2 separate regions of the Homo sapiens genome follow, and region 2 is linked to region 1. A link is a loop called in an ENCODE intact Hi-C map of the cell type or tissue named here. Cell type or tissue: natural killer cell. All regions are shown on one strand. Each heading gives the region's core, and the rest is flanking DNA. Links, peaks and the distances in the headings are about the cores only. Region 1 has its middle 12 kb from the start of PTH. Region 2 overlaps SPON1 (spondin 1).

What was found. Peaks named below come from ENCODE experiments on the same cell type or tissue, not always from the same donor. Only the 100,000 strongest peaks of a DNase experiment are listed, where the experiment ranks them.
Region 2: it touches region 1 in a loop (7-fold over the local background); 12 of 110 quality-filtered maps call a loop at or near these places.

What each region holds. Positions count from the first base shown.
Region 1 is chr11:13,475,781-13,491,407 of GRCh38, reverse strand. No RefSeq gene overlaps it. Among named protein-coding and RNA genes, the nearest start is that of PTH, 12 kb to the left of the region's middle. In natural killer cell, for the core only: CTCF peaks have their summits at 3,747 and 4,099 (motif pointing left); DNase peaks (open chromatin) are centred at 3,597 and 4,097; H3K4me3 peaks cover 451 bases; H3K27ac peaks cover 783 bases.
Region 2 is chr11:14,241,312-14,256,938 of GRCh38, reverse strand. It overlaps SPON1 (spondin 1), which reads right to left. Exons shown (of 16, transcript NM_006108.4): 7 at 13,543-13,607; 8 at 2,210-2,411; 9 at 1,152-1,292; 10 at 247-322. Among named protein-coding and RNA genes, the nearest start is that of RRAS2, 110 kb to the left of the region's middle. In natural killer cell, for the core only: CTCF peaks have their summits at 7,194 and 7,394 (motif pointing right); DNase peaks (open chromatin) are centred at 7,418 and 8,028.

The sequences.
Region 1 (15,627 bases), core at 907-8,906:
ATGGTAGCCACATGTTCATTTATGTAAAATGTGGGTAGTGTGACTGATGATTGATTTTTATTTACTTATTTTTATTTTCAATCCCTTCGTCAATTTGAATGATTTTAAATTTTAAATTTAATTTAAAATTAATTTAAATAAAATTATAAAATAAAAAATGGAAATAGCCACATACAGTTAGTGACTACTATACTGAACAGTATAGTTCAATCTCAAGATGATCCAGCTGAATAAGAAACATGACTAAGAGTTAACTAGATGAAAAGAAGTAGGAGGGTTTCCCAGGCAGGTGGTATAGCATATGCAAAGGCCCTTAGTTGGGAGGGAAGATGGCTGTAATGCTAAGAGCCAGGATTACAAAAATGAATAAGATTCCATCTCTGGCCTCAAAGAGTTCATTTTCTAATGGAGAAAGACAGATAGGTAAGCAAGTAATTACAATACAAATACAAAATACTGTGAGATACAGAGAGAGTAGACTTGCCTGATAGAATGAACAATTGAGATGGAAGTTTAACGGTAAGTGAACTTTGTAAAATGTAGAACAGAAGAATATTAACAAATTTCTTGCATTCTGGTGGAATCAATCAAACTGTAGTTTAAATGCAAAGAAAATTAACTTTAAATAGAAAGGGATGCATTACAGAATCATAGAGAATGCTGAAGGAAACAATCTAGGAAAGACTCAAAGTCACTGAGGGAGCGATTCTCTCTTCTAATAGCAGTAGCTGCCTTGACTATTATCCTGAGACTGCCCTGATCAGGAGGCAGCTGCTGTTCCAGAAACACACTACACCTCTACCATCCACCCCAGCAAAACGGATGTCCAGCATTCTGCCTATTGACATCTGTCAGTGCCTTGTCATTGTAACGTTTGCTAACACTAGTACAGTAAAATCAAACCGGTCCACAACAATGCTTGCCAGCAGAAAGGGAGAAGTGGCAGATTACCTTACTTCTGCCTTCCCTTTCTCACAAGAATGCATATGATTTGCTGAACCTTAGCGGCAGAGGTGTCTGGAAAATGTAGTTTTTAACTTGCCAACCTATGTAATAGAGGAATACACACTAGAAGGTGGAGTGGACAGTGTCTCTGACTCCCTGGTAGAGAAATGGCACGGTGAGTATTCTTGAATATGTCCTCTTATGGAACTGTGTGAGAATTTCTTTGGGATCGTTATCCAGAAGTAGAATCATAAGACAGACATAAATGAGTTTCACAAGCACAGTTTATACTCCTTCCAGTAGGCTAAGCATTCCTGTTTCCTTATTTCCACCTCCAGTTTGGAATGATATGCCTTTATAAAAAGTTTTGCCATATTGACGTCAGGTGGTAGCTCATTGGTTTAATTTGTGTACCTCTGATTATTAGTGAGATTGGTATTATCTCTACATGTTGGTCATTTGAGTGTGAACTGCTTATTTATATCCTTTGCCATTTTTCTATTAGTTTTCTGGCCCTGTTGATTTTGAATTCTTTGTATATTCTAATGCAAATTCCTTGTTGGTTTTGTTTGTTTATGTATTTATTTATTTACTTATGAGACAGAGCAGCCTCACTGTGTTACCCAGGCTGGAGTACAGTGGTGCAATCACGGCTCACTGCAGCCTCAAACTCTCAGGCTCAAGTGATCCTCCTACCTCAGCCTCCCAAGTAGCTGGGACTATAGGTGCACACCACTGTGCACAGCTAATTTTAAATTTTTTTGTAGAAATGAGGTCCCACTATGTTGCTCAGCTGGTCTTGAACTCCTGGGCTCAAGTGATCCTCCTGCCTCCCCCTCCCAAAGTGTTGAGATTACAGGCGTGAGCCATCGCACACGGCCCCGTGTTGGTTTTAAATGCCACAAATATTTTCTCCCAGTGTGTCATGTATTTGCTAACTCTTTCTATGCTTTTTTTTAAAACTTAAAGGTCTTTTATTAGCATTAACTTAGCAACTTAATAATGTATTAAAATAACCATTCTAAAAAAGAAAAACTTGAAACATCTTTCTATAGTATTGTCTCAAAAACTACAAATTAGACAACTGACTGAAAATGCCAACTTTCCAAAGAGTGCGCAATTTCACCATGATATTTTGCTTTGTATCTTGATCCTGAATTAATAAGAACTAGTAATATAAAGAAAATTCGCAGGTTAAATCAGATGTTCAAAATAAGATTTAGTCAAGAGATACCTTTTAAAATTGTCAATGACTTAATAACCAGATTTAATTATATGAGGGTGACGGATATACTCATTATCTTCATTGTAATGGTGGCTTCACAGGTATATACGTAGGTCAACATTTATGAAGCCATACACTTCATGTCTGTGGTAGAAAACTTTTAGAATTACAGAAAGGATTTTTAAAAGTGGGGGGAAGAGGGAACCCATCCTAAATGCCACCAACAAAAATGACCACTGTTGATATTTTGGTTACTAAGTTTTTGGATTTTCTAGCATACATCTACTCAGAGTACAATTCATAATTGACACGTTAATTGCAACTGAGAGTCAGCTAAAGCATGTACATGTTAAAACAAGGAGACCACCCACAATATTAGCAAAAGTATTTACTTCCTGCCATATAAAAGCTTCCAAACTTATTTTAAGATGCCACACAAAGCCCATTATCCAACATAGTAACTTTGGTTTCAAACTTTGCCTGTCCATTGACTGTAGGAAAAACAAGCTTAGGTACTCCAGGTAAGACAGAAGTGGGGCATGGGGATGTTGGGAGAGGTGCCATCACTTCTAAAGTGTCTGTATGCAGGGAATCCAAACCTAAAACAGAGAAACTGACCCAGTACCACAAAATTGAGACAACTGAGCCTATGATGACCACTTAGTGCAGTTAGTTATGTTTTGTCTGCATTAGAAATCGACATTTGCCTTTCTAAAGGATTTCTTTCTACATATCTTGAAAGACAACATAGAGGAGTGATCCTGGCTCAGCCAAGGGACCCTGAGGCAAGCTGATTCAGTACGTTGGGTCTTAATTAATTAATTGCCATCTCTGTAAAACAGGGCTTACAACCAAAACTCACTGAAGCACAGTTCATACAGATAAAACACTTAGAACAGCTCTGCCATTTAGCAGTGTCACTGAAGTCTAGGTGGAAGCCACACCCCTTATTAATCTGCTTTGAAGGCCTTGTGTCTCTTTCTCCACACTCATTTCCTGAACCTCCCACCCCTACGGGTCCCAGTCACTCCGACTCTTTCATCAATTCCCAGAACACACCGGGCTCATCACCTCCAAAGCTTCTGTTCTCACTATTCCAGGGCTTGCCTTTTTCATGTGGCCTCCCCTTCTTTCATTCTTCATCTCTTGGCTTAAATGTCACCTTGACGAGGGGCTATCACTCAGTCTGTCTAGGCTTTCCTACTATTTTCTGCCACTAAACTCTGCTTATTTACTTCAAACCATTTTCATGATTGGCAATATTTTGTTCACACTATTGTCTGTCTCCATTTCCTGTGGGCAGCAACTCTCTCTGGTCACCTCCATACCCCTGAAGTAGTGCTCATTATGTAGTGAAGGGTAATACATACCTGTTGCCTGAATGAACGCACCCTTGTGGGGAAAGGCAGATATTGCCTCTTGGGCAGGAAGAGCAGAGGGGACAGAAAAAGTCCTCAAATGTCGGGAATCAACAGCTGAGAGGAAACGAGTTCAGCAATCGAGAGCCTAGACCAGGAGCGTCCAATCTTTCAGTTTGGTTTCCCTGGGCCACAATGGAAGAATTGCCTTTGGCCACACGTAAAATACACTGACGTTAATGATAGCTGATGAGCTTAAAAAAACAAAAAAAAAAAAACAAAAAAAACGCACTATGTTTTAAGAAAGTTTACGAATTTGTGTTGGGCTGCATTCAAAGCCGTCCAGAGTTGTATGCAGCTGGTGGGCCGCAAGTTGGACAAGCTTGGCCTAGACGTTGCTGTCACACGTAACAGAACTCAGCCCCCACCAGCTCAGCCTTCTGAGGGTGAGAGGTGACAATGTACTAGCAGCCCTCACTCGCTCTCCGCCTCCAGTCTGGCCGTGCTTGAGGAGCCCTTCAGCCCGCGGCTGCACTGTGGCGGCCCCTCTCTGGGGCTTGCCAAGGCTGGAGCGGGCTCCCTCTGCTGGCGAGGAGGTGTGCAGGGAGAGGCAGCGGCTGGAGCCATTGAGAGGTGAAACCAGCCGGCTTCTGGGTCGGGTGGGGACTTGGAGAACTTTTGTGTCTAGCTAAAGGATTGTAAACGCACCAATCAGCACTCTGTGTCTAGCTAGAGGTTTGTAAACGCACCAATCAGCACCCTGTCAAAACGGACCAATCAGCTCTCTGTAAAATGGACCAGCTCTCTGTAAAATGTACCAATCAGTAGGATTTGGGTGGGGCCAGATAAGGGAATATAAGCAGGCCACCCGAGCCAGCAGCGGCAACCCATTCGGGTCCCCTTCCATGCTATGAAAGCTTGGTTCTTTCGCTCTTTGCAATAAATCTTGCTGCTGCTCACTCTTTGGGTCCGCACTAACTTTATGAGCTGTAACACTCACCATGAAGGTCTGCAGCTTCACTCCTGAAGCCAGTGACACCACGAACCCACTGGAAGGAATGAACAAATCCAGATGCACTGCTTTTAAGAGCTGTAACACTCACCACAAGGGTCCGCGGCTTCACTCTTGAAGTCAGTGAGACCACAAACCCACCGGAAGGAAGAAACTCCAGACACATCTGAACATCTGAAGGAACAAACTCCGGACACACCAACTTTAAGAACTGTAGCACTCACCACAAGGGTCCCCGGCTTCATTCTTGAAGTCAGTGAGACCAAGAACCCACAAATTCTGGACACAAGGGAAAAATGCCAAAGGAGAGTGGGGCAGAGGCAGAGAGATGAGACATGGCCTCTGCTGAAGAGGTGAGGGCAGGATAGTACCCAGTAGCCAAGGAGGAGAGGAGAGACAAATGGGACTGTGAGCCAGGGGTGGAGATGCAAAGCTGGGAAGCACCCCCATCGCCTCTGGGATGAGGCTGGTGTCTCCAGGGGTGAGCCTGCCTGAGGACATGAGCCTGCAGAACCCAAAGATAGAGCCTCTGGAAAGACTCCAGCTGCCCCAGTCCCAGGCCAAGGCCTGGCTCACCTGTGGCTCACCTTAGCCGCGGGCAGCCCCGAGAACCCGATCCCTGCAGCAACTGCGTCGCCACCAGCACCACAGCTGCCGTCTTTATAGTTAATTTCGATGAACTCAGATATATCAATTTTTCACTTTATTGTTTGTATTTTTCAGGAGTCTTGTTGAAGAAGTATTTCCCCAGCCCTAGGCCACAAAGTTACCTCTTACATCTGCTTTAGAGTTTTACCTTTCACTTTGTTTTTTTCTTATTTTTTTTTAATTATACTTTAAGTTCTAGGGTACATGTGCACAACATGCAGGTTTGTTACATATGTATACAATGCCATGTTGGTGTGCTGCACCCATTAACTCGTCATTTAACATTAGATATTTCTCCTAATGCTATCCCTCCCCTCTCCCCCGACCCCACGACAGGAACCGATGTGTGATATTCCCCACCCTGTGTCCAGGTATCTCCAGAATTAGTTCCTTCCAGTGGGTTCTTGGTCTTGCTGACTTCAAGAATGAAACCACAGACCCTCATGGTGAGTGTTACAGCTCTTAAAGGTGGTGTGTCCAGAGTTTGTTCCTTCAGATGTTCAGATGTGTCCAGAGTTTCTTCCTTCTGGTAGGTTTGTGGTCTCGCTGACTTCAGGAATGAAGCTGCAGACCTTCCCAGTGAGTGGCACAGCTCTTAAAGGTGGTGTGGACCCAAAGAATGAGCAGCAGCAAGATTTATTGTGAAGAGCAAAAGAACAAAGCTTCCACAGCATGGAAGGAGACCCCAGCTGGTTGCCACTGCTGGCTGCCCCTCCTGGCTCAGGTGGCTAGCTTTTATTCCCTTATTTGGCCCCACCCACATCCTGCTGATGGGTCCATTTTACAGAGTGCTGATTGGTCCATTTTACAGAGTGCTGATTGGTGCGTTTTTACAGAGTGCTGATTGGTGCGTTTACAAACCTTTAGCTAGACATAGAGCGCTGATTGGTGTGTTTTTACCGAGTGCTGATTGATGCATTTACAAACCTTTAACTAGACTCAGAGCACTGATTGGTGTGTTTACAATCCTCTAGGTAGACAGAAAAGTTCTCCAAGTCCCTACAGAACAAGAAGCCAAGCGGGCTTCACCTCTCACAAGTGTTTTCATTGTTCAATTCCCACCTATGAGTGAGAACATGTGGTATTTGGTTTTCTGACCTTGCGACGGTTTGTTCAGAATGATGGTTTCCAGCTTCATTCATGTCCCTACAAAGAACATGAACTCATCCTTTTTATGGCTGCATAGTATTCCAGGGTGTATATGTGCCACATTTTCTTAATCTAGTCTATCATTGATGGACATTTGGGTTGTTTCCAAGTCTTTGCTATTGTGAATAGTGCTGCAATAAACATACGTGTGCATGTGTCCTTATACTAGCATGATTTATAATCCTTTGGGTATGTACCCAGTAATGGGATGCTGGGTCAAATGGTATTTCCAGTTCTAGATCCATGAGGAATCGCCACACTGTCTTCCACAATGGTTGAACTAATTTACACTCCCACCAACAGTGTAAAACTGTTCCTATTTCTCCACACCCTCTCCAGCACCTGTTGTTTCCTGACTTTTTAATGATTGCCATTCTAACTGGTGTGAGATGGTGTCTCATTGTGATTTTGATTTGCATTTCTCTGATGGCCAGTGATGATGAGCATTTTTTCATGTGTTTTTTGGCTGCATAAATGTCTTCTTTTGAGAAGTGTCTGTTTATATCCTTCACCCGCTTTTTGATTGGGTCATTTGACTTTTCTCTTGTAAATTTGTTTAAGTTCTTTGTAGATTCTGGATATTAGCCCTTTGTCAGATAGGTAGATTGCAAAAATTTTCTCCCATTCTGTAGGTTGCCAGTTCACTCTGATGATAGTTTCTTTTGCTGTACAGAAGCTCTTTAGTTTAATTAGATCACATTTATCAATTTTGGCTTTTGTTGCCATTGCTTTTGGTGTTTTAGTCATGAAGTCCTTGCCCGTGCCTATGTCCTGAGTGGTATTGCCTAGGTTTTCTTCTAGGATTTTTATGGTTTTAGGTCTAACATTTAAGTCTTTAATCCATCTTTAATTAATTTTTTTACAAGGTGAAAGGAAGGGATCCAGTTTCATCTTTCTACATATGGCTAGCCACTTTTCCCAGCACCATTTATTAAATAGGGAATCCTTTCCTCATTTCTTGTTTTTGTCAGGTTTGTCAAAGATCAGATGGTTGCAGATGTGTGGTATTATTTCTGAGGGCTCTCGTTCTGTTCCATTGGCCTATATCTCTGTTTTGGTACCAGTACCGTGCTGTTTTGGTTACTGTAGCCTTGTAGTATAGTTTGAAGTCAGGTAGTGTGATGCCTCCAGCTTTGTTCTTTTTGCTTAGGATTATCTTGGCAATGCGGGCACTTTTTTGGTTCCATCTATTAAGATAATCATGTGGTTTTTGTCTTTGGTTCTGTTTATATAATGGATTATGTTTATTGATTTGCATATGTTGAAGCAGCCTTGCATCCCAAGGATGAAGCCCACTTGATCATGGTGGATAAGCTTTTGGATGTGCTGCTGGATTTGGTTTGCCAGTATTTTATTGGGATTTTTGCATTGATGTTCATCACGGATGTTGGCCTAAAATTCTCTTTTTTCATTGTGCCTCTGCCAGGCTTTGGTATCAGGATGATGCTGGCCTCATAAAATGAGTTAGGAAGGATTCCTTCTTTTTCTATTGATTGGCATAGTTTCAGAAGGAATGGTACCAACTCCTCTTTGTACCTCTGGTAGAATTAGGCTGTGAATCCATCTGGTCCTGGACTTTTTTTGTTTGGTAGGCTATTAATTATTGCCTCAATTTCAGAGCCTGTTATTGGTCTATTCAGGGATTCAACTTCTTCCTGGTTTAGTCTTGGGAGGGCGTATGTGTCCAGGAATTTATCCATTTCTTCTAGATTTTCTAGGTTATTCACATATAGGTGTTTATAGTATTCTCTGATGGTAGTTTGTTTTCTGTGGGATTGGTGGTGATATCCCCTTTATCGTTTTTTATTGTGTCTATATGATTCTTTTCTCTTTTCTTCTTTATTAGTCTTGCTAGCTGTCTATCAATTTTGTTGATGTTTTCAAAAAACCAGCTCCCAGATTCATTGATTTTTTTGAAGGATTTTTTGTGTCTCTGTCTCCTTCAGTTCTGCTCTGATCTTAGTTATTTCTTGCTTTCTGCCACCTTTTGAATTTGTTCTTGCTTCTCTATTTCTTTTAATTGTGATGTTAGGGTGTCAATGATAGATTTTTCCCATTTTCTCCTGTGGGCATTTAGTGCTATAAACTTCCCTCTAAACAGTGCTTTAGCTGTGTCTCAGAAATTCTGGTACATTGTGTTTTTGTTCTCATTAGTTTCAAAGAACATATTTATTTCTGCCTTAATTTCATTATTTACCCAGTAGTCATTCAGGAGCAGGTTGTTCAGTTTCCATGTAGTTGTGCTGTTTTGAGTGAGTTTCTTAATCCTGACTTCTAATTTGATTGCACTATGGTCTGAGAGAGAGTTTGTTAAGATTTCTATTCTTTTACATTTGCTGAGGAGTGCTTTACTTCCAACTATGTGGTCAATTTTGGAATAAGTGTGATGTGGTGCTGAGAAGAATTGTATTCTGCTGATTTGGGGTGGAGAGTTCTGTAGATGTCTATTAGGTCTGCTTGGTGCAGAGCTGAGTTCAATTCCTGGATATCCTTGTTAACTTTCTGTCTCATTGATCTGTCTAATGTTGACAGTGAGGTGTTAAAGTCTCCCATTATTATTGTGTGGGAGTCTAAGTCTCTTTGTAGGTCTTTAAGGACTTGCTTTATGAATCTGGGTGCTCCTGTATTGGGTGCATATATATTTAAAATAGCTCTTCTTGTTGAATTCATCTCTTTACCATTATGTAATGGCCTTCTTTGTCTCTTTTGATCTTTGTTGGTTTAAAGTCTATTTTATCACAGACTAGGATTGAAACCCCTGCTTTTTTGCTTTGTTTTGTTTTCCATTTGCTTGGTAGATCTTCCTCCATCCCTTTATTCTGAGCCTATGTGTGTCTTTGCATGTGAGATGGGTCTCCTGAATACAGCACACTGATGGGTCTTGACTCTTTATCCAATTTGCCAGTCTGTGTCTTTTAATTGGGGCATTTAGCTCATTTACATTTAAGGTTAATATTGTTATGTGTGAATTTGATCCTGTCATTATGACGTTAGCTGGTTATTTTGCCCATTAGTTGGTGCAGTTTCTTCAGAGCATCAATGGTCTTTACAATTTGGCATGTTTTTGCAGTGGCTGGTACTGGTTGTTCCTTCCCATGTTTAGTGCTTCCTTCAGGAGCTCTTGTAAGGCAGGCCTGGTGGTGACAAAATCTCTCACCATTTGCTTGTCTATAAAGGATTTTATTTCTCCTTCAATTATGAAGCTTAGTTTGGCTGGATATGAAATTCTGGGTTGAAAATTATTTTCTTTAAGAATGTTGAATATTGGCCCCCACTCTCTTCTGGCTTGTAGAGTTTTTGCTGACAGATCCGCTGTTAGTCTGATGGGCTTCACTTTGTGGGTAACCTGACCTTTCTTTCTTGCTGCCCTTAACATTTTTTCCTTCATTTCAACCTTGGTGAATCTGACAATTATGTTTCTTGGGGCTGCTCTTCTGGAGGAGTATCTTTGTGGTGTTCTCTGTATTTCCTAAATTTGAATGTTGGCCTGCCTTGCTAGGTTGGGGAAGTTCTCCTGGATAATATCCTGCAGAGTGTTTTCCAACTTGGTTCCATTCTCCCCATCACTTTCAGGTACACCAATCAAACGTCAATTTGGTCTTTTCACATAGTCCCATATTTCTTGGAGGTCTTGTTCATTTCTTTTTACTCTTTTTTCTCTAAACTTCTCTTCTCGCTTCATTTCATTTATTTCATCTTCAATCACTGATACCCTTTCTTCCAGTTGATTGAATCGGCTCTGAAGCTTGTGCATTTGTCATGTAGTTCTCGTGCCATGGTTTTCAGCTCCATCAGGTCATTTAAGGTCTTCTCTACACTGCTTATTCTAGTTAGCCATTCTTCTAATCTTTTTTCAACGTTTTTAGCTTCCTTGTGATGGGGTTCAAACATCCTCCTTTAGCTTGGAGAAGTTTGTTATTTCTGATCTTCTGAAGCCTACTTCTGTCAACTTGTCAAAGTCATTCTCCGTCTAGCTTTGCTCCGTTGCTGGCAAGGAGCTGCAATCCTTTGGAAGAGAAGAGACAGTCTGGTTTTTAGAGTTCTCAGGTTTTCTGCTCTGGTTTCTCCCCATCTTTGTGGTTTTATCTGCCTTTGGTCTTTGATGATGGTGACCTACAGATGGGGTTTTGGTGTGGATGTCCTTTCTGTTGATGCTATTCCTTTCTGTTTGTTAGTTTCCCTTCTAACAGTCAGGACCCTCAGCTTCAAGTCTGTTGGAGTTTGCTGGAGGTCCACTCCAGACCCTGTTTGCCTGGGTAGCACCAGCAGAGGCTGCAGGACAGCAAATATTGCAGAACAGCAAATATTGCAGAACAGCAAATGTTGCTACCTGATCCTTCCTCTGGAAGCTTTGTCTCAGAGAGGCATCAAGCTGTATGAGGTGTCAGTCGGCCCCTACTGGGAGGTGTCTCCCAGTTAGGCTACTTGTGGGTCAGGGACCCAGTTGAGGAGGCAGTCTGTCCATTCTCAGATCTCAAACTCCATGCTAAGGGAACCACTGTTCTCTTCAAAGCTGTCAAACAGGGATGTTTAAGTCTGCAGAAGTTTCTGCTGCCTTTTGTTCAGCTATGCTCTGCCCCCAGAGGTGGAGTTTGCAGAGGCAGGGAGTTCTCCTTGAGCTGCAGTGGGCTCCACCCAGTCCGAGCTTCCCAGCCACATTGTTTACCTAGTCAAGCCTCAGCAAAGGTGGATGCTCCTCCCCCAGCCTCGCTGCTGACTGGCAGTTCGATCTTGGACTGCTGTGCTAGCAGTGAGCAAGGCTCCGTGGGCGTCGGGCCCACCGAGCCAGGCATGGGATATAATCTTCTGGTGTGCCATTTGCTAAGACCATTGGAAAAGCGCAGTATTATGGCAGGAGTGTCCCGATTTTCCAGGTACCATCTGTCATGGCTTTGCTTGGCTAGGAAAGGGAATTCCCTGACCCCTTGCACTTCCTAGGTGAGGTGATGCCCCACTCTGTTTCAGCTCACACTCCATGGGCTGCAACCACTGTCTAACCAGTCCCAATGAGATGAACCCAGTACCTCAGTTGGAAATGCAGAAATCACCCATCTTCTGCGTCGCTCATGCTGGGAGCTGTAGACTGGAGCTGTTCCTATTCAGCCATCTTAGAGCTGGATCTACCTTTCACTTTAAGGTAGTTATTCTTCTGAAGACTAGTCTTGTGTATGCTAAAATGCTATGTTTGCGTTTTATTGACTTTTTCATATGGACAGTCAGTATCCCAAACACCATCTGTGAAACAATCCATTATTTCCCCATGGCTTTATGGAGACATTTTAAAAATCATACCTTAGGTTCTTGGGTTAAACATAGGTCTATTTTTTATTTTATTTAATTTTGAGGGAAAAGAGGCTGAAAATTTGCCTTATTGTGCTCTTTGAATCAACTTTCAGTTCATGCCAACAAATGACTCTTCCTGGACTTTTCCTTCATTTCCCAACTTAATCCTTGGACACCATGTCCCTCTGAATATCTCCAGCCCTGTGATTCTCCTCCCCATGTGGGGCATACACAGGAAACCTTCCTTCTCAAGTCCACGGGGGTTGAGCCTATGAACAGACAACCTAGGCACTCTTCAGAAACAAGTTCTTGGTTACATGAGGAAGCAGCAGTTCACGGAGGTAGCCCTGGGAAACACACAAGAGGAGAAACAAAACTAGCCCTCACACTGTGGGCCTCTTGGGTTTGGTCCAATTTTATCTTGAGCAAAGACCAGTATTTACAATTAAGTTAGGTTTTAAAATCAATTGTTTATTTTTGCAATTCTAATCTTAAAGCTTCCTTTTTAGTAAAACAAATGGTTTCTCAAACTTATAAACTCCTGGTAATGTCAAAAAAGATGAAAGTGTATGATCTGACAGTTTCATCCTGCATATTCCTCTTTTCCTGGCTCCCTGAGAGGACTGTGGTCAAATTATGACATCGATACCTTCCTTGGTACAGATCTTCATGTGTTGCATGTTCTCACCCTCTCTTGGGATCCCAGGTCCAAAGAGTGAAAATAGAGGCTCCAAGATAGACATATTGTGAAGGTGAATAAATGGAAACTATCAGACGTGTTGAAAAATGAAATGGTTTTCAGGTCACAGTCCAGGAAAATCCCCACTTCTAAGTTTGGGCTCACATGGAGAACCGTCCTAGTTTCTGTGCTAGCAGTGACTTCACATACGCTCTTGAGGCTCACCACTCAGAACCAGAGATCTGATGATACTAGGAAAGGTTCTTCATGAAATGCAGATTCTCTGCAAACACCCGCAATCCATCTTTTTATTTCTCCCACTTTCAACTCCTAATAATGTCAGCCAGAGGTGAAGCACGAGGACCCTAGGACAGGAGGAACAGAGATTAATGTCTTGGCATTCTCTGGTGGTCTCATCTGGACATATCTCCATAAGAGGCTCCACAGGTCATTAGAAAATATGAGGAGGTTATTACTTGTGGCCACATTCAGACTCATCTTTTCATAGAACTCCATGCAGAACATGCTCAGCACAAGTGTCACAAGTGTCATCACTGTGATCTCAGCCACTAGCTTCCCCAGGGCCATATTGGTCTAGATCCTCTGGATCCAAGAGATGTCAAGACACTGGGAACAAGTGAAAGGACATGCTAGTTCTCCCTCTCCAACTGCCTGAGGCAGGTGAAGCAGAAGTTGTGTTTGCAGGGCGTCAAGCAGGGATCTTTGAATAGTTTAAGTTAAATGGGACATGTCAATTCTTTTTTGTGTTTTTCTGCTATGGCCACCATTTCAACATAGCTATTCTCAGTTTTGTGCTGCTCTAGGGTACTACAATTCTTCTCAACTGGATTCTGGAATTCTCATAAAGGCATTTTTAAGCCTCATAAAGTCTCCCTATATCATTGTTAAATAAATGTTTCTGTGAGGCAATGAGGGCTGGAACTTCCTATTCTGCCATCTTGCTGATGTCACAAATATAGGTTTATATTTGAGCTCTCTTTGTTTATTCTGTTCTAATGATGTATTTGTTCAAGTAATATAAATTAAGTGTACACACATGCACACATCCTTCTTTATAGACGTCTGTTCTCCCATATAAATTTTACAATCAACTGAGCTCTCTTCTAAAAAAAGCCAATTGCAATTTTGATTGGGATTGTATTAAAATTATAAATTTGTGTTAGGAGGAATTGTCATCTTTATTATATCATCCTATTCATTGATACTGTAAGGGTCTTCATTTATTCTGATCTCATTTTATGCCTTTTAAATAGTTCAAATTTTCTCTGGAAAGATCTTACATAGCCTTCGTTAATTGCTGAATACTATGTAGTTTATTGTGTGGTTATTATGAAAAGTATCTAAATGTTAATTACATTTTCTATTTAGTTATTTTTGGTATACAGGAACATTGTTCATTTTTCTACTTTTATCTTACATCCAACAACCCTGCTGGACTCTCTTATTAATTCTAATAGTTTGTCTTTTGATTAAGCTTGTTATACATGTAGATAATCATATAATCTCAAATAGTGATACTTTTTTCTCTTTTTTCCCCTCTGATTACACCTTTTTTTCAATTCTTATGGCATTATTCAGTACCTCTAAGTTCTTGTTAATGAGTGATGATGTTGAGCTTCCTTATCATATTCTTTACCTTAATAGGAATGTGTCCATAATTTCTCAAGAAGAGAAAGTCCATTAACACATTGATGACATTCCCTTTTACAACTAGTTTTCCAAGAGTTCATTTGAGATAATAAAAGGGAATTAAACTTTATAAAATGATTTTCCAAACACATGCAATGTTTTACTTTTAGCTCAATGTGATAAGTTAAATATATTTACATGCCTGGGATAGAACCTACTTAATATCGATATGTTTTTACTTTTTTAAACAGTAAAATTTATTGTACATATAGAAGCCTGCATAAAACATATATGCAAATTTTTAAGAAAAAAATAGAATTAACTTCCATTACTCACCACTGAGATTATGAAATACAATATTGCCAGTACAAAAATTTCTTGTAAGACCTTTCTCTATCACATCCCCCAATTCATCCCCATTTTACTTTTATCATTAGTCTTTCTATTATCTATATATAAAATCTGTGTAGATTTTATATATACATATAGATTTCATATGTATAAATAGTATACCTATACATATATAATCTAATCAAAGGGTGTGTGTATATGTGTGTGTGTATATATATATATATATATATACACACGTATATGCCTTTTAAAGATTTCAAATTTAACCATTTAATAAATACACACTATTTAATAAATAGTGTGTGTATATGTGTATATATATACTCCTTGGTTATTTTATATTGAAAAGCTAGTATTAGACTATTCAGTCTAATTAACGGGTATATGATTAGATTGAATGGTCTGATACTAGCTTTTCAAATGTTTGCCTTCGAAAAACGTAGGCTGTCTTTTCACCTTGTGATATTACCATCCATCTGGCTAAGCCCCATCTCTCTATTTTTAAATTTTTGCTAGTCAGAATCCCATTTAAAGGTATTCATTTCTGAGTTCATTAGGGTGAACAAATTGCTATAACAAATACATCCCAAATGTATATTCACTTAAATTGAATAGAAGTTTATTTCTTGTTCATATAACATTACTGGAGCCAGGCGCAGTGGCTCACGCCTATAATCCCAACACTTTGGGAGGCTGATGTGGGTGGATCACTTGAGGTCAGGAGTTTGAGACCAGCCTGGCCAACATGGTGAACCACATCTCTACTAAAAATACAAAAATTAGCTGGGCATGGTGGTATGCGTCTGTAATCCCAGCTACTCAGGAGGCAGGAGAACCTGGGAGGTGGAGATTGTAGTGAGCTGAGATCATGCCACTGCACTCCAGCCTGGGGGACAGAGTGAGTGAGACTCTGTCTCAAAAAACAAACAAACAAAAATTACTGGAATGTTATATTCCCAGGCAGGCAAACAGGTCAACAGGATGACCAGGAATTCTATTTCTACCATGTAACACTGGGGTTGTTTCCAGTCCAGTTAGCTGGAATTGAAAAATGTAAGAATACTTGTGTGAAGGTGTTATGGGCCAGGCCTGGAAAAGGTGACATTATCTCTTAACATTCCATGAACTATAATATAGTCACGTAACCACACTTGATTTTTTTTTCTTTTTCTTTTTTTTTTAGAGACAGTCTATCTCTGTTACTCATGCTGGAGTGCAGTGGTGTGAATTCCACTCACTGCAACCTCCACCTCCTGGGTTCAAGTGATTCTCGTGCCTCAGCCTCCTCAGTAGCTGGGACTACAGGTGCCTGCTGACACGCTCGGCT
Region 2 (15,627 bases), core at 3,271-11,270, 760 kb before region 1:
ACATGATTGTTTTAAAGGCCTGATGTTGTTGAGTATATATTCTGATGTCATATCTTCACCAATTCCCTTATGCTTTGGGCCTAACCTTGGCCTTGTTTTTGATTATTTCTTGAGGAGAAATCCTCAGAGATATGATTACCAAGTCAAAGCACATGGTTTATGGTTCTTAAAACAGGTTAGCAAATTGCTTTCTCAAAGGGTTATGTCAATTTATGTTGCCACCTGCAACAAAAGAAAACAACGTACCTTCATCTTTCTCTTCTGGAGCCAGGTCAGCTACAATATCATCGACATTGTCAGGTACAATATTGCATTGTTCACCCTGAAAAAGGAATTTTACTTGGAGGGCTCACATGAGAGAAAGAAGGGAATGTGTAGGGGGAAGGTGAAAGAGGACTAAAATCTAATCGCCATTCTGTATACAAATCGTATGCCATGGCAAAGTTCTGGACCAACATTTACAATCTGCCTGAGAAAGAAATGCCAAGAAAGCAGGAATGGCTAACCAGGGATGATAAATACATAACTTGGGTACCACCACTCCCCAGTTCCTGGCCCATGGCAGATATTAGTAATCAATTGCAGAACTCACAATGAAAGCAATTTGCCTGGATCAAATTGTTCATTTGAGCACTGGGCCTCACTGCTGAGTTAATTTTGCTCATTTTCTTTTTTTTTCTTTTTTCTTTTTGAGATGGAGTTTTGCTCTTGTCACCCAGACTGGAGCGCAATGGCGCAATCTTGGCTCACTGTAACCTCCACCTCCAGGGTTCAAGCAATTCTCCTGCCTTAGCCTCCCGAGTAGCTGGAATTACAGGTCCCTGCCACCATGCCCAGCCAATTTTTGTATTTTTAGTAGAGATGGGGTTTCACCATGTTGGCCAGGCTGGTCTTGAATTCCTGACCTCGGGTGATCTGCCCACCTTGGACTCCCAAAGGGCTGGGATTACAGGCATGGGCTACAGTGCCTGGCCTGCTTATTTTCATCTTATGAAATAATTTGCATGTTAGAAACCTGGGGAGGCCCAGGAATTCCATATCCTGAGGTGCTTTCTGCCAGTGACTCTATGATTCTAGAGCAGAAGGGTGTACAATCTCCCTGGCACTCCTACCGGGAAAGGTCGATGCCAGAGTGGGTTCTAACCCAGTACCTTCCGTGCGATTCTCTCGATGACAACTCTGGCTACTTGAGTGATGGACCCACCCTCTGGGTCATAGAAAGGACTCTGAGGATGGTCCAGGCTGGTCAGGGGCCGGATTTTCTCCTGGGGAATGGTGGGTTTGTTGGGTGACTGCAAGAAAACATACAGAGGTAGAGAGTAAGAAATAAAATTGGGAAAACCCACAAAAGCCATTTGTTATATGGATCAGAGCAAAGTCCTTGATAGGAATTTAACAAGCATAACTACTATTTATATTTATGGAATTGTGTTCATGCCACATACTGTGCTGAGAAATTTCTAGAACTATATTTTAAAATTCTTCCATGTCCATGGTAGGATTGTGCTAAGATGAAGAAGCCAAGTTTCAGAGAGGCCATCCCAGCTAGGAAACGGCTGAGCCAGGTTGGCCTGAATCCCAAACTCTTTCTAATAGACCCGGCATTGGAAAACTTTTTTAGTAAAGGGCCAGATGCTAAATATTTTAGGCTTTGTGAACCATATTGTGTCTGTTGCTAATATTCAACTCAGCTGTGGTAGTGAGAAAACAGCCGCAGATAATATGTACTTGGAGGAGTGTAACTGGCTTTGAAAACTTTATTGACAAATCACATTGTAGGGCAGATTTGTCTTCCAAACCATAGTTTGCAGATGTCTGTTCTAGATTGTTCTCCCATTGGTTTTCTGATGGCTCCAGATTTCAATGCAATAGATCATATCAGAGAAATATGACATTCAGGACAGAATGCAAACTCCTTAGCCCAGCTGTCCAGAAACCTTCGCTCTTGCAGTCATGGCTTTGGAATGCTGTCCCCTGCTCACCTGGGAACTGCTCTTTAGCAGTTCCCTCTCCGTGCTCTCCTGGCCACTGCACAGACAGTTCCCAGAGCCCAAATTACACCATATGTGATGATGCGACCATGCCAGCCTCCCCAGCCAGACTGAAAGTTCACCTAGGACAGAGCCTGGGACAGATCCCCTCTGTGTCCAGGACACTCAGGAAGCGGGTAGGCAAGGAGCCACTCACCACTCCAGGCACACACACACACCTCATAGGTCACCCCGCTGTCGGTGCCAGCGTCCCAGGGAATCAGGTCTTGCACCACCTTCTGGACCCAGCCACATTCCTTGGTGCACAGATCTTCTGCAGATAAGCCTACGTTCCAGTCGGGACTAGGGCCCATCATGGTCAGGAAGGACATTAAATGGCGCGTTCTGTCCACGGAAAATTCAGCTGAAGGTGCTGCTCTCCTGGAAACGAAATACAGAGACCATTATATTAGAGTTCTGGGGGTTGGTCCTCACTCTGAGGGAAATCTGCCTGGATTATGAAGAATGAGAGGGACAGAGAGTATCCACATTCGTGGTCTCCCACTGAATTCTGCCTTTGGCCACTGTGGGTTTATACCCTTCTCTGTCCTGAGCCCATCCATTGAACAAATGTGGAGAGAACCATATACTACCACCCTATCCAGTTTCTCTTTTTGTTTTTCTTTCAGAGACAGAGTCTTGCTCTGTCACCCAGGCTGGAGTGCAGTGGTGTGATCATGGCTCACTGTTGCCTCAAACTTCTGGGCTCAAGTGATCCTTGCACCTCAACCTCCCATCAGAGGGGTCATCTCCCCCAGCTTCCTGTTTCTATTGCCCTCAGAAGGCTGCCAATAGCAGGCACTGTCCAGCGCCAGACTGTACCCATCAGCTCACAGCTGGGAAGCAGGGACCAGCTGTAGAGTCAGAGACCTTTGGCCGACACCCCCAGTTGCTGGGAATAACATCCTGAGTCTAAGCTATCAGAGGCCGCTCTTCAACCTCTCTCTTTGTGTCACACAGATTCTCAGGAGTGGCTGGGACCATGTGAGATACATGGCAGCAACCACTCAGAGTGGCTGGAAAGGAAAGAGTCACATTCGCAAAGCACACAGCGGGTGGCAGTCCCATATTATTTCATTTTCCCCTCATGACAATCCTGTGGGGTTAGAATTATTATCCTGTCTCATAGAGAGGCCATGAAAGTGAATAAGTGGTTAATGAACTAATAGACACAGCTAGGAGGGGGCTGAGGCTTGAAGGCAGCTTGGCCTGACTCTGCACCCCAAGGCTGCTAATCATGGGGAATCCTTGGCCAGAGACCAACTGTTCTGTTCAGTCCAGCTGGCAGCTGGTCTGCCTCAGCTGTCTGGAAGTCCCTGTGCCCTCTGTTGGGACCAGCTGCTTCTGGCTGCCCTCACCTGGCACCAGAAAGCAATGACTGCAGACCCGACTGGGGCCTGGGGAACTGGGCCCCTTGGGCTCTGGTATCACCTGTTACAGCTGTGTGTCCTTGGGCAGATTATCAAACCTTTCTGCGTCTCAGTGTCCAAATCTTTAAAATGGTGATCACATACGTCTACTCCAAAGGGTTCCTGTGAATTTCAAATGAGCTAGCTTGCAGACAGTACTTAGCCCATTGCCTGGCCCTAGAGCTCTTATTACCATTAGTGTTACTGAGAGAAGTACTGTAGGATCGTATGGAGATCAGAAAGGGGACAGGTGGGAGGAAAAGCCTTCCTGAATGGACTTTCCATTTTAGCCTGATGCCAGTCTAGGTTCTGCCACAGGAGTGGAGAAGAACCTGGCCTGAGCCTTGGCTTTGGCATCCGTCGATTGACAAGGTCCTGGTGCTGCCTCCCATGCACCCCCTCCCTTATCCCACACTACCTGCTACCTAAGAAGCTCCCTGGGCCCTGACAGGCCAGTCTACCTGCAGGTTAGCTGCAGGTTCCACTTGTACTTGCATCTATTGGGCAAGCTCTTCAGTGATTGGAAAAGTGTGGTCCTTGGACCAGCAGCATCAGCAACCTCTAGGAACTTGTTAGAAATACAGATTCTTGAGCCCCACCCTATATTTGCTGAATTAGAGACTTGGGGTAGGACCCAGCAATTTGTTTTAATAATCCCTCCAGATTGTAATACACCTCAAGCTTGAGAATGCTGGGCCCACTCATCTTTCAAGCCTCAGGTCATGTCACCTCTTCCAGCAGCCTTTCTGCCTGCCTTCAGCTGAGGCAGATACATAGCGCTGGATTCCCACACTCTGCGCAGGTCTTGCCTTCAGCTGAGGCAAGTACATAGCGCTGGATTCCCACACTCTGCGCAGGTCTTGCCTTCGGCTGAGGCAAGTACATAGCGTTGGATTCCCACACTCTGCGCAGGTCTTGCCTTCGGCTGAGGCAAGTACATAGCGCTGGATTCCCACACTCTGCGCAGGTCTTGCCTTCGGCTGAGGCAAGTACATAGCGCTGGATTCCCACACTCTGCGCAGGTCTTGCCTTCGGCTGAGGCAAGTACATAGCGCTGGATTCCCACACTCTGCGCAGGTCTTGCCTTCGGCTGAGGCAGATACATAGCGCTGGATTCCCACACTCTGCGCAGGTCTTGCCTTCGGCTGAGGCAGATACATAGCGCTGGATTCCCACACTCTGCGCAGGTCTTGCCTTCGGCTGAGGCAGATACATAGCGCTGGATTCCCACTCTGCGCAGGTCTCCATAGCCAGACCCCATGAATGTAATCACTTCCTCACTGTTCCCTCTCCCCAGCTTAGACCGGGAGTTCCTTGAAGGAACTCTGTGTTTCATAGCTGTACCCCAGGACCTAGGTGTCCAGTGGGCCGACTGAACAAATATGCGTATGATGACTTGAACTCCTCCACTTCTAGCTTTAGATCTTGGGCAAGTTGCTCACCCTCTTCAAGTCTCAATATCTTCATCTAGCAATACATACCTGCAGTGTTGCTGTCAGGATCAAATGAGATGCTTTATTAGGAAGTCTTTATAAACTGCTAAAGTATTGCAATGACATCATCAGCTACTTAGGCACAAATCAGGGGATTTAATTTCCTTTTCCCACGTGTGCATTTTCTGGCATGTAGGTCAGTGATTTTAGCAGCTTCTTTAAAGACCTGGTTCACACAAGGATTGCAGTCTATGGAGGTGTGGCATTACCTCGCCTAGGGACTCACAGGACGGGGTTCTGGTCTGCCTTCTAGTAACTGCTGAGCAGACAGCACTGGCACCTGGGTGCAGCTGTCCTCTGGGGTGGTCCAGCAGTCCCCTGGGAGGCAGGTTTCCTCTTCCATTGTCATAGAGACTGACCGCTCCATCTATTGCCTTCCTGTCTTCCTAAGTAGGTGATTTGGGGCCAGATTAGTCATTCATATCCTGTACCCCATGGGTGACTATTCATAATGACAATCTAAGGGGACAAAACCAGTTCTAATCCAGAGCTGTAGAAACCAAACCAACTGCCACCCTAACACATTACCCTGGAACCTGCCCAGCCAATGGGTGTAACCATCTGAGACCAAGGCCTTGTGGAAATCATTCTCAGTAAATGCATTTTGGCCCAATCTGTTGTATCCAAATCTGTAGCTGAAGCGAGATACCCTCTAGACCCTGGTAAGTGTTTCAAGGTGTGGGAAACGTGGGGCGGCCAATTCCTGACTATGAGGTCACATGGCTGACTTATCTTGGGTGATAGAGTAAATCTGAATCTATAAGGGCCTGAGAACAATTTGATAGCATTTTCAGATATGCCCTGCAGCTTTCTCTTATCCTTGACTGGAGAATCCCTCCTTGACCCCATTTATGTAACATTTCCTGGAGGAGGTATTTCCTGACCTCTCCCCAAATTGCTTAGAACTCCTATTCTACCTCCCCATAGCATGCTGAACTCACTCTTGCTTTGGAATTTTTTGTTAATATCTGCCTTTCCCATCAGGTTCCAATAGAGTGAGGACCATTTCTGCCGTGCTCATAGCTATATCCCAATGTCTGGCTTAGAACTTGGCATGCCATGGATTCTCTTCAAATGTTTGTTGAAGTAAATGACTTAATCTAAGAAATGAACATGGAGCTCTTGTATTTCCTTTGACCTTCAAATTTAATTAAGCATCACTTCAAAGTATTTATTCTATAATAAAAATAATTAAATGAATAAGAATCTATATGAGTTTTCCTTAGAAAATGCTAGATAGGACTGGAGTGCTTTAATTTGTTCAAACTGTCATAAAAATTTTTATGCTTTTGTATATGCCATGTCTTCCAAGATATATTTTGTTAATTTGGTTTCATCTTTCTACCTGGGACTTAGATTTGTATCCGTTTTCTAGCAGAGAGTTGATCTAGCCATACCATATACCAGAGTATATGATAAAGCATGATAGACAAAATAGCGTGATATTCAGGTAAGATAGAAATATAAATCAGCAATACAGACTGGAGATCCCAGAAACTATAGATAAGGACTATACAAAATAGGCTTTTCAAATTAGGGGGAAAGGAAAGATTGTGCGACAAGTGGGGTTGGGCTAAGTTAACTGTAATAAAAAAAAAACTGGATTCACATTTAATATACCACACAAGAAAAAAAAAAAACAGACCCAGAGTCAAATAGAAAATAACCAGATCATAGAAAAAAATAAAGCTTTCAGATCTACTAGAGAAATATTAATTTTTTCAACTTTGAAACAATAAAAGCAATTATAAAGAAAAGAATTGAATTATCTATCAACGAAGACCTTCTGTAAAATGAAAACAGCAGTACTGAATTGGAGAGAAAAATGACATGCTGGCAAAAAATGTCTCCATTGAGTGTGACTGACAAAGTGTTAATATCTATATTATCTACAGAGTTAATCCAAATATGTAGAAAAAGACAATGATCCCACTAGATAAAGAAAAGTTATGAACAGACAATTCACATCAGATATGAAGACCCAGAGAAATGTTTCCTTTTTCTACATTTGGAGAGGCAGCATGGTGTGGAGGAAAGAACCCAGGGCATTGGTGACAGTCAGAGCTGGATTCGAATCAGCTGTTTATTTAATAGCTATGTGATGAGGGCTTCCACCTCACCTTTCTTTGCAATTACTACATCTGCCAAATGGGAGCATCATCATCCTACCCCAAGGTTTTATTGTGAGAAAACTGCTTATCATTGTGAGGGACACATAACAGGGCTTGGTAGAGGTTGATTTTCTTCTCATTCAACTTTTCCAAACAAAATGTTCCAAAACACCATAAAAGAAAAGAGGTAAGAAAGGATTTTGATACTGCTTCTAGAGACTTACCATCCCCTCCTAAATTACAGATCCACACCAGTGAGACTCAGGAGGGTTTCCTAAAACACTCATATGCTGTGTTGTCTCTCATCCTGAGTTTTCAATAATCTGAATTTTCAGAGTTGCAAAAACTCAATTTGGCCACGAGAGGGCGCCCAAGCCATTCACTAGGCTGAAGTTCTGCAGGGGTGTGTGTGGAGAAAGGTTTGAGGGAGGTTCCTGCAACGTTGGAAAACGCTGTGTTTATAACCAGGAGGCATCTAGGACTCCAGGTCCATCTGGATGCTTAGACCTACCACCTGCTTCTCTGTCCAAAGCCCATCTTCCTTTAGCATCCCGAGGACATCGGTGGACCTGTGCAGGTGTTGCAGGAGGCAGGGAGAGCCCTGACTCTTCCGGCCCAATTTAAGGGAAATCTCTGGCCTCCTGGGGAGCATGGCTTTGGATTTCTGGAGAAGGTGACCATGTCTCTACTCCACTGGCCTCACAAACACGACCTTTATCTAATCAATGTTAATCCGGCAGAGTGGCTGGGAATAATTTAAGGTGGTGACAGTGGTTTGCAGGATTCATTTTAAGGAAGGAAATAAAAGTTATTTGTAAAAGTCCCAGTAATTCTTAGCATTCAGATGCAATTGGAGGAACTGGATGATGGACATTCAGAATTGATTTGTAGGAAATCTGGGCATTTTCTACTTAGGCACCGGAGGAACTAGGAAAGGATGTGGGTTTTGTTCAGAGTCTGCCTTTCCTGTCTCTACCTGCACCCTGGGCTGTCGGAGCCACAGCTTGATTTATTGAGCTAAACAAGTCAGCAGCTAATTTGCTCATTCATGGCTGTCCTTTGAGAAGTGGTCCTGGGGATAAAGATGCAGATCATTGAAAAACAAGTCAGTTTCAACGGGCAGGACCTTGCAAAGTAGGTCACCCTGGCTTTCCACTGGGCGGCGAGGGAGGCTGGAATCCCATTAACCTCAATCAGGCAGGCTCAGCAAAGAGAGGCAAGGCTGTTTCTGCAAAACAAAACTTGGCTGCATGTAGGCTTCCTAATTTGACTTCCTAATGAGATTTGGAAGAGGAAAGGGGAGACTGGGGTATGGGAAAATCAAAGGAAAATTCTTTTCCCTTAACAAGCCAGTAGCGCCGAGTGCAGAGGTTTTGGGTGTTTGGGAGGTCTGAGTGTTTGCCATCAATTAATTTTGTTCCACGGAGGCCTCAGGAAGTCTGAGGGGTAGGTGAAATGTGGGAAGGTGTCCCAAAATATTCATTTCAGTTTTTCAGAAAGTCTCTCCCATCTTAAAAAAGAAAAAAAAAATGCTCCTTTGACTCTTTCATCCCCTTGGAGCCAGGTTCTCTTCTTTCATAGCAAACTTCACAGAAGAGTGGTCTGTACTTGCTGACTCCATAACCTCATGCTCTGTTCACAGCTCACCTGCTCCGGGCTGTTTTTCCCCCTCATCACTCAGCAGAAAGGATTCTCCGTAAGGTCACTGATGACCTTCCTGTCGATAAACCCAAAGGGCTTCCTGTAGCCTTGATCTTTCTTGTTTTCTCGGCTGCACTGGGCACAGCCAACCACCCGCCTCAAACACTTTCTTCCCCTGGCTTTCTCGGTACCAAGCTTCCTTACCAATTTCTTTGCTGCTCCTTTGCTGTGTCCTTTGCAGGCAAGATTCCTCAACATTCAATAGTAGAGATCTTTGGAACTCAGTCCTAAGCCCTTGATTCCTATTCTTATGCCCTTGGCATTGTCTCCCATTCCTTGAGGGCTCCCAATTTTAGATCTCAGTGCAGAATTCTTGCCCTGAGTTCCAGAGCTATCTAGCCAACCATGTACTTAACACCTCTAACTGGAAATCTTGAATACATCTTAACAACTTACACTTAGAACTGATCCCATGATCTTTCCCACTGAACTTCATCTAACGTTTTCAGCCTTGTGAGTGGCTTCACCACTCTTTCATTATGCCAGCCAGACACATGGGAAACATCTTGACTGCTCTTTCTCCACCCCCTTACTCCACCTATCGCCACAGCCTGTTGATTTTACCTCCTACGTGCCTCACACATCTCTGTACCTCTCTCCTTTTCCACCACCACCACCATCCTAGTGAAGTCACAGTTAATTCTCTCCGGTTTTCTGAAGTAGCCCCCCTCACTGGGCTCCCGCATCTACCCTTTCACACAGGGGCCGAGTGCTGTTATTGCTTTTTATTTTTTAATGCAAATATGATCATGTCACCCTTTTGCTTAAAACCCTTCAATGATTTACCATTATTATTTGAGACAGGGTCTCGCTCTGTCACCCAGACTGGAGTGCATGGTTCACTGCAGCCTCAGCCTCCTCGGCTAAAGTGATCCTCCTGCCTCAGCCTCCCAGGTAGCTGAGACCACAGGCACAAGCCACCACGCCTGGCTAGTTTTTAAAATTTTTTGTAGAGATGGGGGTCTTGCTTTGTTGCCCAGGCTGTTCTCAAACTCCTGGGCTCGAGTGAGCCTCCTGCTTCCACCTCCCAAAATGTTAAGATTACAGGTGTGAGCCAGTACACCTGGTCTTACTCATGACTTTTAATGCAAAAATTCAAATAAAAAATTTCAAATGTTACATGGCTTGGCCCCACACCAAACTCATCTTTGATTTCTGGATCTAGTTAGACCAAAGCCTTTTAGTGCCTTAGACATACTCTACTCCCTCCTCATACAGGGCCTTTGCAGATACATGATGGTCTCTCCAGATTTTCTAAAATGTTCTCCCCTTTGTTTTCTTCTTTGCTTAGTTAACTCCTACTGCTTCCTTAGATCTTAGCTTCATTGCCTTTTTAGGGGGAAGCTATCTCTAACCCCCCTAATGGCACTTTATGCCTTTCCTTCATAGACATGTCACATTTATTTGTGTGATCATTTAGTAAATATCTCTCCCCACTGAATTGTAATCTCCATAAGGAACTGTGCTGTGCTCACCACAGTTGCCCTAAGCACCTTTCACAGGACTTTTTTTGGGGGGACCCTCCTATCAAGGATGTTTCAGTCCTCCTTGATAGGATACAGGGTAAGTGAAAGTAAGATTTTGTTTGTTTTGGGGTAGGTGTGAGACCATTTGGTGTGGTCACATTGTTAATTTCATGCCAATCAGAAGGCTCATTGGCAGGTATATATGTCTTGATTAATTTAGACATGGGAAAATGAATGAATTGTTACTTAATTGGAAGGATCGTGTTATAGTGAAAAGCACAGGCATTAGAATCAGCTGGGTACTGTTGGCATTCTATATCCACCCTTGCTGTCATAGGACCTCTGAGTCTCAGTTTGGTCATTGGTAAAATGGACATTGCAATACCTACCTCATGGTTATTAGGATTAAAAGGGATAATAAATGTCAGCGCCTACTTGGACCCAAGGGGATGCTGAAGGTAAAAAGGACTGCTCTCTCTTTCCTCTCTCCCTCCCTTCCTATCTCTTTCCTGAATGTGCTTTGATTTGCAGTTTACATCTGTTTAAGCCCAGGCTCCTCAAGAGAAAACTGGTATAAAGACTCCTTAATGGTGTAAAAATTGGTACCCACAAACTCTCCCCACCCCTACCTGCCTTTCATCCCCTGCCCACTTAGAGGACCAGAAGTGAGGGGTTCTTCACACATAGGTTCTGGGAGCCAAGGAACTGGGAGAATCTGAAGAGACAGCAGAGTAAGGAGATTCAGGGTGACCTGACTGGTAACTGATGTTAATTATGCAAAGGGCACCAAGGGCTTTTGTGAATTCACATCCTTGTTTTTTGGTAGGACAGGGATGAGATGGGCAAAGGTGCACCTGCCAGGAGAGTGCCCTGGGTAGGCCCTGCCTCGTGTTGCTTCTCCTTGGAGGGCAAGGCATTTCCTGGGCTGGGTGGGTTTTCTCCTGCCCTGGTGTGAGCTTCCTTAGGGAGGATCCAGAGCAAGGCTTAGAGCTCACAGCAGGCTAGAAAAGGCCTCCATGCAGCCAGCTGGGCTGCGCTGGGCCAGCTGTCTGAGTGCTAGTCTCTCTTTCCCTCCTCAGGCCTCCACTCAGAGCCTCAGCTCCACCCAAGCCTGGGCCAGTCCTGACCAGCACAAGGAACACCTTCCAGGCACAGCCCCATGTCCCTCCTCCACACAGCAGGAGAGGGTTCTGCCCCTGCTCTGGGGCTCCAGAGCCATTCCTCACCCTAACATTTATCCCCTTGGAGTATACAAGGCTGCCATGATGACATTATATTTTATATATTCAGGTTATATGGTGCTGCCTGGACTTGTGCAAAGGGAAAACCTGGAGTGGCCCAACTTGGTCTGTTGTCTGTCTCCTCTCTGGCTGAGTGTTCCAGAGAGCTAGGACTGCATGTGCAGGGCTGGCGCACAGTAGGGGATGAGCCATTAGTTTGCTGAATGGTTAAATGAGCAGGTATCAGGTGCCTCGCCGTAGCTTCCCTGCTCCCAGGCAGTCAGCTATGAGTGTGCCTCCTCCCTCACTCCCACTGCCCTATCCTGGGGCGTCTTCCTTTTGAATGTCCAGCACTTTCCTCCCTTCCTATCCTGTGGATTTCGCCTTTTCTCCCACTGAGCAGCATCTCACACATTCCTCACATTGTTGCTGTCTTCAATACGGGTGTTAATGGATGTAGACTACTCCCTAGAGGGGCTGGCCAAGGCTTCTTCGTAAACCATCTTCTTGGGGTCAGTCTCCAGGCCTTGCGTCTTTAAAGGATGAGCAAAATCAAAGCTTGTTCAAGGAACTGCCCAGGATTCGGGGTGGCCTGTATGAGGTGCAGCATGGGGAGGACAAGAGATGAACCCCGACGTGTGTTCCGCCCACCTGCGCACGCTAAACTAAGGAGTGTGGACTTGATCTTGAGACTAAGCGAAGTCACAGAGGGATGAAGAAGGAGAGGACACAACAGATTTGGATTCTTTTTTGTTGTTGTTGAGACAGAGTCTTATTCCCATCACCTAGGCTGGAGTGCAGTGGTGCGATCACGGCTCACTGCTGCTTGACTCCCTGGACCCGGGCGATGCTCCTACTTCAGCCTCCTGAGTAGGTGGGACTACAGGCATGCGCCACCACACCCAGTTAGATTTTTGTATTTTTAGTAGAAGCAGGGTTTTGCCATGTTGCCCAGGCTAGCTGGAGGATTTGGATTCTTTTTTTTTTTTTTTGAGATGGATTCTTGCTCTGTCACCAGGCTGGAGTGCAGTGGTGCGATCTCAGCTCACTGCAACCTCTGATTACCTGGTTCAAGTGATTCTCCTGCCTCAGCCTCCCAAATAGCTGGGATTACAGACACGTGCCACCACACCCAGCTAATTTTTGTATTTTTAGTAGAGACTGAGTTTCACCATGTTGGCCAGCATGGTCTCGATCTCCTGACCTCGTGATCTGCCCGCCTTGGCTTCCTAAAATGCTGAGATTACAGCGTAAGCCACTGCGCCTGGCCGGTATTTGGATTCTTAAAAGATCACTCTAGTAACTGTGGATGAGGAATTGGACTGAGGGAGACTACAGCAAAGGAAAAAGGTGACGTGGTCCAGGTGAGAAAGGGTGATGGCTTGAAGGAAGGGGAGGAGAATCAAGTAAGGACTGATTTGTGAGCTGCCCAGAAGGCAGAATCCACAGGGTTTTGACACTCACTGTACTTTCAATATTTCTCCACATGGAGAACAGCAGGTTTGTTTGAAGGTGATGGGACCCATTTTGGACATGATGAGTTTAAGGTCCAGGTGGACCATCCATGGAGAGCTGTCCAAAAACCTGACGGATATACCACTGTATCCATCCATTTGGCAGGAGGTAGTTTTGGGGACTGTCAGCATACCCTTGGTCACCTGACTCAAGGGCAGATAAAATCTCTCTGGGATAGAGGAGACAGAAAAGAAACGGGACTGAGAATGGAACCCAGGGTAAATCTGGCTTTCCACACATCAGACTGGCTAAGCATGAGTACACCTGTGTGCTCTGAGGGTGAGGGCATGTTTGGTCTGTTGTGGCTGAGAGCATGAGTGAACACAGAACAGTTAATCATCCCATCTGAGTTGGTATTAAAGCCATCACATCTGGCTGTGGTATTAAAGCCATTGGGGGAAAACAGAGCCTGAGCCTGCATCCTTGAGAAGATGGGGCAGGTGTGATGCTCTGCACATAGAAAGCATCTTGCCTGCTTGTTAACTGAGAAGTAGTGCTAACTTCAACAGCATAACTGGTATGTGGTGGCCATTAGGTAGGTGGCTTTGAGAAGGGGCTAGGATAAGACAGGCCAGGCAAGGGACTTGTGTTACTTACACGTTGAGAGGCTGCCAGGCTGGCCATTGGGCTTTGGCTTTGATGACGGTGAGGACCTCATCACTCTGCAAAAAAGGACCACAAATATTTAGTGAACAGAGCTGGGCTCATGGGAACAATAGGGCTTTGACCTGGTGACACCATTCACCCCCACTCCCTCACCTGCTGTTGGGGCTTTTCCTGCCTGGGTGTACAGCCACCTCTCTCTGGGATGGGGGAACCCTGGGGCCTCAGTGATACCGGGAGAGGGGACTGAGTGTCCAGGTATGTCCTGGACACTGAAGGGCCACTGAGTCACACCTTTGGTTTCCAGCTCAGCCCATCCCTTCCCCACTAGAGCAGAGATCTGGCCTGGATTCTGCCTTGGTTGGCCAGACTCCCATGTCATGTCCATTTCAGAGGGCAGAGCCATGCTCTGTGTCCAGCAACTGAGTGGGGCCTGCTCCAGGCCAGCTGGGTCAGCAGGAGTTGCAATGTGGCTAACACCTGGCCCTGAGGACTGTCCCCTCAACGCCTGTCCTGCTGGTGAGACCCATGCGCTGGATCAGACTCCCTTGGACGAGGAGGCCAGCACAAAGCCAAGGCCCCATACCCGTGGTGCCCCTCAGGTTCTCTGGCTCTGTTTTGCTTTGGATGGTGAATAAAGCACCATAAAGTTATTTTAGGGATAACTGGGGAAACTAAAGTAATTTTTTGAGGAATAATTTGATAATTAACATTTTGAAGGAAAGCACTGAATGGTCTTCATAGGGCAAAAATCAGAACTTTGTTGATTTTGCTCAACTTTGAGGTTTGGTTGGGTTTTTATTTTCAATTACACACTGCGGGTGAGGGGTGCCATGATCTTTGCAAGGCTGGAGGCCTCCACAGGTCCAAGTTCAGCTCTGGTGGGGGGCTTTCCCTAGAGTGGAGTCAGCTGGTCCTGTATGGCCCCTTTCCCTGGCCTGGGCCCAGCAGTGCTCAGACACAATAGTCCATTGTGTGTGGAAAACTCCAGAATGTCACCAGCTGGGGAAGGAAGGGCTTTGTTGCCAACTGAACAGATCCCTGAGTTCCAGGGGAAGAGACTTGCTTGGCTGGCTCATAGCGACAAGGCTACAGTCCTTAGAGTCGTGCCTGGCAGCAGGCGCCTAGAATGCAGTTAGAATGCATTGTGACCTTCTCCCTGGTTGGGTACCTTGCCTAGAAAATCCCACAGCCCCATGGAAACTGAAAGGAAGGAGGACAGTGGTGTCTCTGAGGCTCAGGCCCAGAGGTTATAAAAAGCTTTCTGGTCCATGGCTTCCCATTTACCATGCAGGAAGGGGCTGCTGGGTGGTGGTGGTGCAGAGGAAGTTGGCTTAGCCAGACCCAGCGTGGTCTGGGCTCCTACAGACAGTCCTGGGTGAGGGGAAGGGCCCACAAGGACAGGGCAGCGGCGGTGAGCCACCCAGGAAGCTTGCAGCCTCCTCCTAGGCTCAGGCTCCCCGGGGTACCCTCTTTCCATCAGATGAAAAAAATCTTGGGATGCACAGACACCCCAACATTCACATGTCTGCAGGCAAAGCATTTCCCAACAGAGCAGTTACATTTCTCATGCTCTGAGAAATATATTTATTTGTTTACAGTGTATCCCTTCTTCCCTCCTAAGAAATATCTGTTGAATGACCGAGAAGTTGTTTATCTTGAAGTCATATATGGAACACAACCTATCTGTCTCCTGAGTGCCAGCTCCATGTCTCCCCAGACCTGGTTTTCCTCCAGTCATCTCATATGCCTCATGGCTGAGCCCTTCCTCTGACCTCAGAGTCCTGCTCCTCCTCCAGCAGCCCAGCCTGGGTTGAAGGCACAGCTCAGGCGTGCCTGAGCCGGGTGCCAAACACCAGCAGCTCCCTTCACCCCCGACACCAGTCAGGCTGAGGATTCCTGTGTTCACCTCCTTCCACAGTCTCCCCTCTGGCCACCCCATCTCCAGTATCTTCTTGCTTCCCCCAATTCATCCTCCACTTGCTGCAAATCTGACGGTATCTGTCTCCTGCCAAAACCCTTCAAAGGCTCCTCACAACTTCCATGACAATTTCTTACTTCCTGAGTTTTGCTTATGGG